Regions from separate parts of the Homo sapiens genome. Here region 1 is linked to region 2. A link is an interaction called in ENCODE POLR2A ChIA-PET data of the cell type or tissue named here. Cell type or tissue: PC-9. All regions are shown on one strand. Links, peaks and the distances in the headings refer to the core of each region. The heading gives the core; the rest is flanking DNA. Region 1 overlaps C7 (complement C7). Region 2 overlaps FYB1 (FYN binding protein 1).

Evidence for each region. Peaks named below come from ENCODE experiments on the same cell type or tissue, not always from the same donor. Only the 100,000 strongest peaks of a DNase experiment are listed, where the experiment ranks them.
Region 1: POLR2A ChIA-PET joins it to region 2 with 5 read pairs; 1 of 35 experiments calls an interaction of 5 or more read pairs at or near these places.

What each region holds. Positions count from the first base shown.
Region 1 is chr5:40,958,941-40,961,440 of GRCh38, reverse strand. It overlaps C7 (complement C7), which reads right to left. Exons shown (of 18, transcript NM_000587.4): 12 at 1,821-1,992. Among named protein-coding and RNA genes, the nearest start is that of C7, 51 kb to the right of the region's middle. In PC-9, for the core only: no CTCF peak of the experiment used is centred there; a DNase peak (open chromatin) is centred at 1,180.
Region 2 is chr5:39,133,478-39,145,377 of GRCh38, reverse strand. FYB1 (FYN binding protein 1) reads left to right here. Exons shown (of 19, transcript NM_001465.6): 4 at 4,237-4,283; 5 at 6,126-6,145; 6 at 6,687-6,721; 7 at 7,658-7,778; 8 at 10,364-10,523; 9 at 11,029-11,170. Among named protein-coding and RNA genes, the nearest start is that of RICTOR, 65 kb to the right of the region's middle. In PC-9, for the core only: CTCF peaks have their summits at 7,253 and 7,460 (motif pointing left); DNase peaks (open chromatin) are centred at 6,267 and 7,157; H3K4me3 peaks cover 729 bases; H3K27ac peaks cover 2,031 bases.

The sequences.
Region 1 (2,500 bases), core at 1-2,500, 1.8 Mb before region 2:
TGTACTCCTGCCTGGGTGACAGAGTGAGACCCCATCTCAAAAAAAAAAAAGAAGAAGGTAATTAGAGTTAGTGACCCCAAAAGAGAGGTAACACAAAATTATAACTACCTTTTACTAAGCATTTACTATGTGTCAGGCACCATGGCAGTTGCTCTGCATATATGCATTATCTCAATTCATACAGCAACACCATGAGATACATGGAAAAAACAATGGCACAGAAAGTTCAAATAACTTGTCCAAGATTATGAACTAATAAATACCAAAGCTGGATTTACGTATAGTCAATTAGGCTCCTACAATTGTGCACCTTCTACCTCTCACAAGGCAATAGAGAAATACGAAGTCTTAGTGTCTACATTTTTTTCTGAACGTGTATAACTGAAAGCACATTATTTGGTGAAAGCAAGTTTAAGTAAGGCTTGGAGTAAGAATCTTAAGCCTAAAAGGAAGATGGGAGAACAGAAGTCCTAATATCATCCCACAAGTGCCAATCCTGACACTTTACCATCACTATGACTATCTCTTGGGGGAGCCTGTAATAAAGATAATGATAATGATGACATCTGTCATTAAACAATGGTTTTCAAGACTGCCTCTAAGGTCAAAATAACACTAATATTATCTCCACTCTAGAGACACAAAATCTGAGAGAAAGCAGTACAAATAGCCTGGGAGTGTGGCCTCCTTCTCATCTGAGTTCCTTATAATCTTGCCATACTTTGAGGAAACTGTGGCAAGTTTAATTTTCCTATTTGTACTGAGAAAGATGATACTTCCCCTCCCCTGAGCACCAAGAGTGAAAAATCTCTTCAATGACTTTCTTAGGATGTACCTCTCCTCCTAGCTTTATGTCAAAAAGCAGGAAAAATGCATCCTCTCAGAGATCTCCTCCCAGACCCTCATCCTCCCAGAAACATGTGCACAGCAGCCAGCATCCTCTTCCCACCATAGTTCACATGCTTGCCAGCTTCCTCAGTCAAGAGATACTGATTAATGCCAGATTACAAGGCACCAAAGATTTAGGAATAAGGCTTCCCAACTTATTCTTTTTTCTTTATTCACCCTACGCTTCTACCAGATACCCAAGCACCTCATCTCTTTCTTCAACTCACATGACCTTCAAATTATCTTACTAGAATATTTTGCCAAGTCCAGTCAGCAAAAATTACTAAGGACAATGTAAAACAGTAGGGTGTGGCATAAAGAATTCTGACCCAGGGCTATGATTCATCAACTGAGCATTTTTGAGATGGCTTTTGCAGGGTCCTGACAAATGGGAAGTTTAGTGCCAGGCTACTGGGTTTACCCACCAAGATATTCTCCATCTCAAGCAACTGGCTCTATGCTTAATCCAAAAAATAAATGAGTAAGAATGGTGTATCTGAAAAGTAATACAAACTTTAATGAATGCTTAGTAATCACTTTGGGTGCTTAATCTCATTTAATTCTGACAGTAACAATAAACAGATAATCTTAGTATCAGTTTACCTGCTATTATCATGCTAATTTTAGAGATGTGGCCAGTAACTTGCCCAAGGTCACACAGCAAGTAGGTGGCCAAAACGAATGAGAATGATCGTATCCACTCAGCAGGACTACTCCCAGTTACCCAGCCTTTTGTAACACTTGTTTCAGGAAAACCTGAAGCACACAGAGCAAGCTCCTTCAACTCACCCTAGTGCTAAGGGACAAAGCAGTCCCTGGTAAAAATAGCCATTTAACTTCTAAATCTCTCGACAGCAGCAATCATGTGTTCCATGCTAACTGCAGAGGGTACTGTGTTCTATGCAACTGCCAGGGGGTCGGGTCTCCATTACCTCAAGTGCTCCAGCTCCTCATCTTCGCATTGTGTGCTTTCTGTCGTTTCTCCAACGCAGGATCTCCCACCCCCACTGGGAGGTGGGTTATTGCATTCACGGCTTCTTGTTTTCTTCCCTTGGACACAGGGGCTCCAAGAGGACCAGCAACTCCAACCTCCATCAACCCCTCCTACAAGATGAGAAAGAGGTTGATCAATAAGTTCTTAAAGAGGGCTTGGGAACTTAGTGCTATGCTTCCTGCTAACAAGTTAATTGGAGGAAGAGATCATTCTGGATATTGATTACCTTCACTCTTCATTGAGGTTTTCTACAATGTTCAGAATGGCTCTACATACAGACTAGGAATGTCCATATTAAGGTTGCATTAGTGAACCTCTTGCAATAATATCCTTAATTTGTTGATTATTTTACAACTGTTTCAAAGCACTTTTACGTACGTTGTATCATTTATTTACTTCTCACAACAGTGAATGGAGGTGGGCAGGAAATGTTACCATTCTATTTAATTAGACAGCAGGAGAGTGTGCTTCCATTTTAACAGATAAGGGGAAATCCAAGCCACAAAGGAATGAATCACAGTCGTAGAATTTTAATTACCAGAACAGGCCACTTGGAGAGACATTTAGGGATAAGGATGCCTTTGTAATGCTTGTATATAAGCCTCTATAGTTTAGTCT
Region 2 (11,900 bases), core at 5,313-7,812:
TGCGTGTATATATTAACATATTTAATTTCATTTTTAAACATTCCAAATATCTGAATGAACACACTTAATCACCCCACTAAGCAAAATCCTCTCAAGAATTTAAATGACTCTCATAAATCTATTAAATTGAACCATATCCAGTTCCCTTAAATATCCAATAGCATTTGCAATTAGATTTTTCTTATGCTTTTTAAGAAGTATATTTATTGTAAAAAATGTTAAGCATATAAAAGGCAGGAAGAATAGTATAACGAGCCTCCACGTTCCTTTCACCAACTTCGACAACTATAAACTCATGGCCAATCTTGTCTTATCTATACCCTCACCCACTTGCCTCTTATATTATTTTGAAACTAATACAAAACATCATATAATTTCATCTATAAATATTTCAGTAGTTATTCCTAAAAAAATAGATTCTGTGCATTAATATAAAATACCAAGTCAGTGTTCAAATTTCCAATTATCTCTTACAACATATATGTGTTTTAAGTTGTTTGAATAAGAATCCAAAGTATACACATCTACGTTGGCATATATGTTTTGTATTTTGTTGTTGTTTTTTGGTTTTTTTTTGAGACACAGTTTCGCTCTGTTATCCAGTCTAGAGTGCAGTGGCACGATCTTGGCTCACTGCAATCTCCACCTCCCGGGTTCAATAGATTCTCGTGCCTCAGCCTCCCAGGTAGCTGGGATTACAGACGCCCGCCACCACACTCGGCTAATTTTTGTATTTTTAGTAGAGACGGGGTTTCACCATGTTGACCAGGCTGGTCTCGAACTCCTGACCTCAGATGATCCACCCACCTCAGACTCCCAAAGTGCTGGGATTACAGGCATGAGCCACTGCGCCCAGCCTGTTATTCTCTTTTAAGATATAAGTTCACTCTCCATGTCTTTTTTTAATTCTTTGCAATTTATTTGTTGAGGATATCAAGTTGTTTGTGGATACTATAGTTCCCCATCATCTAGATTTTGCTGATTGCTCTCTATAATATAGCTATATGTCCCTGTCTCCTCTGTATTTCCTATACATTGAGAGTGAGAGGTAGAGGTGGCTGGATCAAATGTAGTTCTTTTATTTTTTGGTGTATTCTTTTATCGGGAACTAATAATGTTCACTTGACTCTCCTTTTTTGATGTGAGCAGCCATTGACACTCAATACCCAGACTCCTTAATGTTTCAGCTAAAATTTAGAAAGTCTACACCACAAATTTTAAATTGATGTGACAAGTCTAACTGAATATTTTCTAATGTAACAAATCTCTTAAATATTACAGATACTTAAAAAATTGACTGTACATACATTATCCCAATGGTTATAAAACTTACTCCACAAATTGTTTTTACTATGAGTTTGGCTTATTCCATCATGTCTGTATTTAATTCTGAATGTTCCAAGGATGAAAAAGACTCACTAAAGAAAACAAGTGTCTTGTCATGACAAATTTAATGAGTTAATTAACAGGGCCTTTACACTTACCCAAATAGAAAGCTAAGCATATATAAGTTAAATTTTTAATTTTCTATTTTTTTAAAGTGAGTTTATTAGATTAACAGTTAGTCCCTACCTATATTTACCATCTCAAGTAGAGACTGAGACAGATATCCATGACAGTTCTTCCTGAGTTACAAATGTATCCACTGAGCCCATTTTATGGTTTTAGTGATAAAAAGTCACTTCCAGCCCACATTCTTCAAATGTGGTGAAACACACATTTTACAACCAGCATCTCTTGTTCAAGTAATATTCTTTCCTAACTCTTTAAGGAGTTTGACTATGGGACATGAGAGTGATATAATCATATTTTTGTGTTAGAAAGATGGCAAAAGTTGGAGAAGGGACTATCAGGATAGGGAAGAGAAGGAGTAATTCTGATTACCAGGACACTGACCAGATGACTACTGCAACAGTCCACTCCAGAGATAATATAATCCTATTTTTGTGTCTAGCGGGAGAGACGAGAAATGGAAGAGGGAAGTAAATTAGTATGGGGAACTGGTGTAATTTGATGATTGATTTGACATGGAACTGAAGATGAGTGACAAACAAAGGATGAGTTGCTGCTTGATAGATATGTGAATTGTGGTGCCATCCACCAAGAAAAGAAACCTAGTAGGGAGAGCAGGTTTAGGCTGGGCTAAAAGGAGGGAACCTCAGTTTCTGAGATGATAATACAGAACTGGCTGTAGGACACCCAAGATGTATATATTTGAATCGGAATCTCAGAAGAGAAGGCTGGGCTAGAGATTTCAACATGGAATTTGCCAACATTAAGATCATATATAAAGCTATGGAGGTACATAAAACCATTTAGGAAAAACTGCAAAGTGAAAAAAGAAGAAGAGAACCAAGACCAGAACACAACAGAACATCATCATTTAAGAGAAGGCAAAAGAAAATAAACCACAAAGAAAATTGTGAGGTAGTAGCCAGAGAGACAAGAAGCGAGCCAGGAGCTATTTCTCATGGAAACAAACAAAGGAGACTCAAAGAGGGCAAAATGGCCAATACTGTCCAGGGCCACAAAGCAATCAAGTGAGATGCAGTTTGAGAGGGTCCAGTGGATTTGGTAGCTAGTATTTTTAAGAATACTCTCAGGGAAGAAGTGGCAATAGGGGAAAGATTGCAGTCGGGAAAGAAATGCGTGAGAGAAGAGGAAGTAGAGTCAGTGAATAAAGACAATTTTTTCTTAGCTTGGCTGGATAAAGGAAGAATATCTTGTGGTAATGTGAAGAATTCACAGAGGTAAAGTGAAGTGTTTGTTTCTTATGAATGGCAGTAACTTGGGCTGAGGGAGAAAACAAAGAATGAGAGATTTAAGGGCAAAGAGTGAAGTAAGGAGAATATAAGTAATAAAGCAACACATGGAAGAAAGGGGGTAATCAATGGATTCTCAGAAAATTACTGAGAATTCAGATCAAATTCAGAATACAGGTGCAGAGAGTAGAGAGAAGGTAAGGATGAGTATAACTGCAGATGAGTTTGTGGGTTAAGAAAATGTATTTTCTTAAGAGAGCTCACACCTAATGACTGCTGCTTCATCAGTGAAAGAAGAAACAAGGTCATCTGATTATAGGGGAGTGGAGAGGAATCACACATTGAAGAAAGTGGTAAACATTTTTAATAGGTATGGAGAAGGACAACGCAAGAGAAGGCTGACTACACAAAAAAGAGTGATGGGATTGTAGAAAAGCAGGGGGGATACAGCTGAGATTTAATACCAATTGTTTGTAATGTCCAGAGTCAGTAAAATTGACGGCCATTTTCTCCAGCTATGTTAATTAACTGAGAATAGGAATAGAAAATATAAATGGTCATATACATAATTAGGGATTTGTAAGGCCCAGGTATTGATAATGCTATTAAGGGCAGTTGGAGTGAAGCCATTGGAATGAAGCACCTTGGAGTTCAGGGTGATAAAAGTGAAGCCAAGACAAAAGCATCTGGAGAAAAGGAAGGAGTCAGGGATTGGAACTATGTAAGTTTTTTTTTTTTTTTTCTGAGACAGAATCTTACTCTATTGCACAGGCTGGAGTGCAGTGGTGCGATCTTAGCTCACTGCAACCTCCACATCCCAGGCTTAAGCAATTCTCCTACCTCAGCCTCCTGAGTAGCTGGGGTTACAGACGTGCACTACCATGCCAGGCTAATTTTTTGTATTAGGTCGGTGCAAAAGTAATTGTGACTTTTATCATTGGTTTTATGTCAAAAACCATAATTACTTTTGCACCAACCTAATGTTTTTAGGAGAGACGGTGTTTTGCCCTGTTGCCCAGGCTGGTCTGGAACTCCTGACTTCAAGTGATCCATCTGCCTCAGCTTCCCAAAGTGCTGGGATTACAGGTGTGAGCCATGGTGCCCAGCCCTAGAACTAATTCTCTTTTGTGTGTGTACCATAGAACCAATTAAATGCCCTCATAATCCCAGAATTGAAGTGTTGATTTACTACTAATATAATGGGAAACATATTACCCTCCAGAAGCAACGGATTAATTGTATGAGTCTACTATGAATAGATGGTGCTATACTCCAGTTTCCCAATTCTCCATTTTCTGCCACAGGAGCAGCAGAAGTATAAGGCTAAAGCCTATGCTAGTGATGTCTGAAGCTTTAAATCAGAGCAAAGGTTCAAGAAAAAAGAACAATTCATGAAATAATCCTTTTCCCTTTTTCATTGTAAGGTGAGCATCTACTTGTTCCATGTTCACTGTTTCTTCTTTCTCGTTTTCAGAAGCCCTGTCAATGAAGACAATCAAGATGGTGTCACGCACTCTGATGGTAAACGACAAAAACATATTTTATTTATTTATTTGTAAACTCAGGTACAGAAGTTTGAGCTATTCATTCTTATAGGCTCATTAATGGGTCATTATCATCACTGGTCTGTGCAAGGCCCCTCTCGTTTTATTTGTTTATTCCCTCTTATCCTCATGACTCACTTCCTTTCTCCTCCTTCCTTACTACAGACAAATATTCTAACATATTTAATGTGTATGTGTGTTTGCACAAATTCTTCACATATTGTGACATGTATGCATGTATTTAGTTCACAGAAAGAGTATGTTATAGGTTTCTCTCGTCTTTTTGTACAATCAGCATAATGTGGTTTTGGGGCCCATTCATATCACCATGTGTGTGTTTAGCCTGTTACTGTTAACGACTGCACTGTACTCCATGGTATGCATCCACATTTCACTTGCCTCAAACTCACTGGTACCACAAACAACAATGCAATACACCTTCTTGTATTCATCCCCATGCGGACCTCTCAGAGACTTATCCTTAAGATATATACCCTGAAGTGGAATGGTTGCTAAGAGCTGTGGAATACTTAGGTTGACCGAGTATGACAGGCATGCTCTCCAGAAGAGATGCATCTATCTACACTCTCATCAATCGGTCCTGTTATTCAGCTTTCCATTTTTTTCTTATGTGAATCAAATTATATCTCCTTTTAATTTCTATATCTCTGCTTACTCTTGAGTTTGAGCACTTTATTTGCTTATAAGCCTTTGTGGTTTCTTCTTCTGTAAGTTGCCAGTTTCTACCTTTTGACCATTTTTTGTATTGGGAGTGGTATATTTTTCTAGTTAACTTGTAGGGGTTCCTTTATATTTCAGACATTAATGTCATGTCAACTTCAAACATTGCAAATATCTTCTCCCATTCGGTCAGTTGTCTATTAACTTAGCCCATGCTGTCCTTCATTGAATGTAAATAAATTTTGATATAATCGAATGTATTAATTTTGCCTTGTAATTCATGCTATTTAAGAAGTCTTTTTTCCTAGAAAATAAAAATGTTCTCATTTTTTCCTGTAGACTTTATCACATAAATATATTTAGGTCTTTGATCTCTTTGCAGTCCCCTTTGAGGAGTTAGTAGAAATCCAGAATTGCCTCATGTATGGAGCCAGTTTTCTCCTTACTGTACTCTAAACAATCCATCCTTTTCTCATTAATTTATAGTGCTACCTTTATATTATATCAGCTCTATGTGTGTGTATGTGTATATTATGGGTGTGTTTATGTACATTTGTGTATGTCACTGAATTTTCTGCTCTATTCCATTGGTCTATTTGCCTGTTCTTATACCAACACCACACTGTTTTTATTATTAATATTATTATATTATTGCTCTTAATATTGGATTCTGTTTCAATATTCAGTAATTAGTTTTGATATTACACTGAACTCTTATTAAATTTTTTTAATCCAATTAACTTGATTTGTTTGATACATAAAAACAAATCCTTGGGAACTAATAAGTAAAAAGGTGTGAAACAGTGATTTTTTAATACCTTTTTCCATGCAAGCCCAGAAAACCAAATGGACATCCCTTTTCATAAAGGTAATAAACAGTGTATTAATTATTTTTCGCCCTTTGCATTATTTTATGAAAGCCAATGAAATGATTTTATAATTAAGTCACCAGCACAAATAAAAGCCATAGTAAAGATCTAAAGTACGTATTTGATTTTCTATTTCTGTATCTTTGATAAAGCATAAGTTCTGTTAGATTATGAACTATTTTGAATATTATTATATCATATCCAATAATCTTACATTAAAGTGCTTCCTTATTACAAATGTATTAAATTTTATTTTTTTAATCTTTTAGGTGCTGGAAATCTAGATGAGGTCAGATTTTTTTCTCTTCTCATATTATATTGACATAATCAGAATATTTCACAAGTATTATGATTCACTCCGTATTGGTACAAAACAAACAAATGAAAATCCTTATGAGCAATGATATTTTTCCATTTCTAATCTTATTTCATCTAAAATGCTTAAGATGTTACACACTAGTCATCACACTGACTCATTATAATGCTGTAGTGCTGAACAAACTTAAGTCTGACTACACGTCTGATTTATATAGCAAGATAGAAAAGGAAATTTTGTTTTTGCTTTCCCAGTCTATTTCTAAGGAGAAAAAAAATATTTTAAATAAGCCAAACTTACATACAATAGTTGTTTTACTGAGTATTTGAATTATTCTTTCAAAAATAATTCACAGTATGGCTCCTTTAAGTAGTTATTCCTCTGGACCATTTAATATGTGGTTCAAATTATAAAAATTTACATTGTTGCCTTCATTTTAAGTCTAAGCAATGTAATATGTGTGTCAACTTTTTAAATAATAAAAATTAATCATTATCAATGTTTTTCTTTACAGGAACAAGACAGTGAAGGAGAAACATATGAAGACATGTATGAATTACATTTTTTACCATGACAGTTTTCTTCAAAGATGAATATAATGTTTTGTATGAGGGAGAGTGGGTATATAACAACACTAGGAGGGAAGCTTGATTTGTTCAAATGACTGGCGTATAATAACTTTTATTTCAATTTAAAGGACCCAAAATTATTTAGTTCTCTAAGAATTCTACAAAGGACTCTGTTAAAAAGCTATTGTGTGAGAGGCCAGAGACATGCCTCTGAGATAAACCACAGTCAGGGAATCAGAGACAGAAATCTGATTTCTTACTCTTAGTGTATCCTTGGGCAGATGAGTTAATTTATGTTACGCCTTCTTCACCTGAACAGAGCTCCACCCACGGGGTGCTATGAAAAATAATTTATCATGACGCCCAGAGGTCAGAGTGTCAGCTGCTAAAGTGGAAAGATGTTAAACAAAGAAGTTTCTTGGAAACGAAATTTCTTGGAAAGTGGGTGAAAGTAGAAATGAATATATTATCTTACTTTATCATATGTTGATCTCAGATACCTTAATTTTCTCTACCCAGTGTTTATTCAACCAATTCTGACTCAAGTTTCAGAGCCAAGGTTTATATGTGTACCTGTGAATGCACAGGCACGTGTGCATATGAAAGAGAGAAAAAGAGATGGATTCTATTTATGCGAACATACAGCAAGAATGGGGCCTCTATAAACGGTGGCTTCCACTTGCTGGCACAAGTTGTCAGGGAAAGCAGAGCCTTTGGAAGGTATCCTCAGCAGTGTGCCTCCTACTGGTTTTAAAAATAATCTCACACATTCCGGATTTTGACAACCTTTCGCTTTTTACCTTCAACTGTACTTCAGATACCACCTTTTCTGTTGTGAGTAGAAACTTCTAGGTAGGGAGTTCCGACGCATCAACACCTGCAGATGTGAAAACAACCTAACAATTTTTACTCACAGAGAAGCATCCAAAGAAAGAGAGAAGAAAAGGGAAAAGGAAGAAAAGAAGAGGTTAGAGCTGGAGAAAAAGGAACAGAAAGAGAAAGAAAAGAAAGAACAAGAAATAAAGAAGAAATTTAAAGTAAGGGCTTGCTTGCTAATGAGTGAAAGAATAACATCTTTTTATACCTTTCACACAAAAGGGGTACCATTCTTGAAAACTTACATAGTTGAAGAATTACTTATTCATTATTCTCTAAAGAGTAATTATCTTCATAACAGTACTTTTTTGTCCAATACACCATTTTATCCCTGAACTAATATAATAAAATTTAAATAAATATATTGGTTCATAATTAGTGGACACCCAGGAAATTTTATGTTGATTGAGTGAATGAATATTTACCTTTTCAAACCCATCTTGTCTCTCCCCATAATGCATTTCATATTAGCCTACTTATACTATGAATTAGCATCACACACATAAATATCCCTGTGGTATGTATTATAGGGGGGCATTGGACACAAGTGCCTCCAGGGTGAACCAGACCTGTCTCAGAATAAGATTTCCATGATCTACTCTAATTGCTAGTATCTATACATGAGTTATATTGTTGCCTTTAAGTCTGTGTACATGCTGACTTCTGATAACTGCTGTTTCTCATCCCTCTTTGTCTGTCTGGATTCTGACCTCTGTATTCTCTGATCTCTGGTAATTGTGTGTTTTCTACCATTACTACCACCAGTAAACGCTACACTCAGGGGCTATTTTCTCCTGGCTACACCATCTTTGATGACATGGCTCATCTGGCATGGGTCTGGCATGTCAGACATATTTAGGGTGATTATCTGAATTACAAAATTATTCTTTCAAAAAGAATTCACTGTATGGTTTCTTTAAGTATTTTTATTCCTCTGGAGCATTTAATATGTGGTTCAAATTTCTTTAAAAATGATTTATATATAACTTCCCGGTATATTTATTGCATTAAAGCAAAGGTTCAATGCATGGTGCAAGGAAAATGTATAGCATCAAGTCAGCCAGACAAACTGATTCAAATTCCAGTTGCACATACAAGTTATGTGATCTTGGGCTTCTCACTTAACTTCTCTGAGCCGCTGATTCTTAATCTTTTAAGTAAGGATAAATGATACTACTCCAGAAAGTTTGTTATGGAACTAAAATAATGCAGAGCATACACTGTATCATAAGATTCTCATTTGATTTTGAAAAAGCTTGCTATATGTAAGTAAAATTATGATTACCGTATTAATATTAGAACATTTTACTTATACAGAATGCATGACTACCAATCTTTATATTTTTCAAGTGAAAAATTAATTTCAATTAATTTATGAAAATCTATATCGTAGGCCAGGCGTGGTGGCTCAGGCCTGTAATCCCAGCACTTTGGGAGGCCGAGGTGGGTGGATCATGAGTTCAGGAGATTGAGACCATACTGGCTAACACAGTGAAACTCAGTATCTACTAAAAATACAAAAAACTGGCCAGGCGTGGTGGCGGGCACCTGTAGTCCCAGCTACTTGGGAGGCTGAGGCAGGAGAATGGCATGAACCTGGGAGGCAGAGCTTGCAGTGAGCTGAGATCGGGCCTCGGCACTCTAGCCTGGGCAACAGAGCGAGACTCCATCTCAAAAAAAAATAACAAAAATCTATATAGTATACTTTCCATGAAGAAATTGTAGATTTAAAGGAATTATGTGGGGTTTTTCCATGTTTCTTCTGGAGAATTCAGCTTTACATTATCTCATTCATTCAAATAATATTTTTAGTAAGAAAAGATAGGATATGGAAATCATACCATTAAATATGAACTCAAAAGTCTGTCAAAACTAGGACTTCACCAGCCATATTCCTTTCACAAGATGATAATAGATAATAGGTAAAAAAAATTAAATAAATATGAGAACTGAGCCTCATCAGCATCATGGCATATCATAACTTAACTTACATTATTTTCTTTATTTCTTAGTGGTACATGATAATGATAAATGTTTATAATTAATGCCATCATAAATTCAATAAATTAAAGGTAGAGCTTCTTCAAAAGTCGTCATGCATATTTGCATATCAAAAGATTCAAGAAATTCTGTTGAAAAGACACCAATTTAGGATTAGAAAATTAAGAGTTTAGGATTCATAGTCTAACCAACATCATTATCCTTCTATCAATAAGCCACCATACTGTTCAGAATATTAATTTGAAAAACCTCGTGTAACATTTGCTTGCTATTATTTGATTTACAAGCTTATTTCTGAAATGTTATCTTGTTTATAGCAGGTAATGTCTGCTCCAATTTTACAAACAATGCAAAGGGGAAAAAACTCCATCTTCTGAACAGAATCCTGGCATATTCCATAAAGATACATAGCACACAGCATGGATTGTTGTACATAAACGCTGTTCAGTTATTGGGGGCTGCCTTTGCAGGCCTCTTGCAGAATTCCTAGTCAACAGATCCCTGCCTCACTCTCCTGACCCCATGCACATGTTCACCTGTCTTAGCTGGTCCTGCTTGGCCCCTGTGATTTTTCCCTAACCCCTCCTATAAGAAAAACATTCACCCTCAATTTCTGGTTAAACCCTGTAAATGTTGGTTATAGGTAGCTTAGCAAGTTGTAGACTTATATCTTTCAAAATTGCATTCCTTAAAGATTTTCTAAATTATAAGGAAATCTTTTGTGACTATTTTTTTCTCTTTGCAGCTAACAGGCCCTATTCAAGTCATCCATCTTGCAAAAGCTTGTTGTGATGTCAAAGGAGGAAAGAATGAACTGAGCTTCAAGCAAGGAGAGCAAATTGAAATCATCCGCATCACAGACAACCCAGAAGGAAAATGGTTGGGCAGAACAGCAAGGGGTTCATGTGAGTGCAAATTTCTCTATGGCTTCGAAGTATTTTCTTTGCGAGGCAATATTCAATGTACATATTCCTCCAGAACTCGTCATAGGCATCGAGTTAGGAGTACTTTACAGAGTGGACAAAGGGAGGAAAATGTTAAATGGCAGGTATAGTTCCGTCTTCACCTCATCTGTTATCTATATTGTGGGAAACAACGTACAGTTTTATATTATTCCAGGAGGAACGAACAGCATTAGGTTTTTCATTGATGTTAAAAAGAAAAAATGCTTCATGTGAATCACTTTAGAATATTTAAAATAGAAGGTAGGCTTACATTAAACTACAACAGGATTAGACTTTGACAGAGTACAGTAAAATTTGGGTCTACTTGGGAGGTCTACAAATCAGAACTACAAGAAAATAAATCAGGGGAAAGTTTAAAGAGCAAATGTGCAATTGATATTTTATTCACAACTTTAAAATATTTAAACTACAGTTGCCTGAACATAAATATTTCCCTTTTTGGTAGATGGCTATATTAAAACAACTGCTGTAGAGATTGACTATGATTCTTTGAAACTGAAAAAAGACTCTCTTGGTGCCCCTTCAAGACCTATTGAAGATGACCAAGAAGTATATGATGATGTTGCAGAGCAGGATGATATTAGCAGGTATGTGCAAGTACGTATTGTAGAACAGATCAAACTGTCTCCTTGTCAGAAATTTTGTATATTAAGATCCTAGAATTTTACCCTCCATAACTCCTACTGCTCTCTATCACTAAACTAAATGACCACTTACAATAACCCCAACATGGGTGAAAGGTCGTTTGAAACTCCATAGTCTTTCTTTTGATTATATGCATCAAATACTACTTGAAATATAGTGGGCCATTTGCCAGATCTTGTAAAATGTGTTTTCATTCTAAAACACTTTTATAATGTTCATTATGACTTGATCTTAGGGATATGCCTAATGAAATATGATTTGGTAAAATATGAAGCATAAAATATAAAATTTAGCCCATTTTTTCTCATAAATCTCTGATTCTAAATATATTTGTTGTTATTTTTTGAAAATACGACAAAAAATGATTTTTATGGCAACCCCAGTTTGCTCCTTAAAAGTAAAAACTCCGTTTTTTTATGATCCCTAGGTATCAATTAAGGGTCCAACTTTCCACGGCCCATTCCACTAGATTAAAATGACCTTCACTTCAAGAATTATGGGAACACCTTCCTGGTATAGAGGAACAGAATAGAACATCCTTTCTGGAGGACCAATGAGAGGAGATTGGCCATCCCTCCCTTGTACCTCTCCTTCTCTTCTTTCCTTTCTTAGTCTTCTGCTTCTTTCCTCTCTCCATCTCTCCTCTTCTTCTCTTTGTTCCAGCTCTGATTT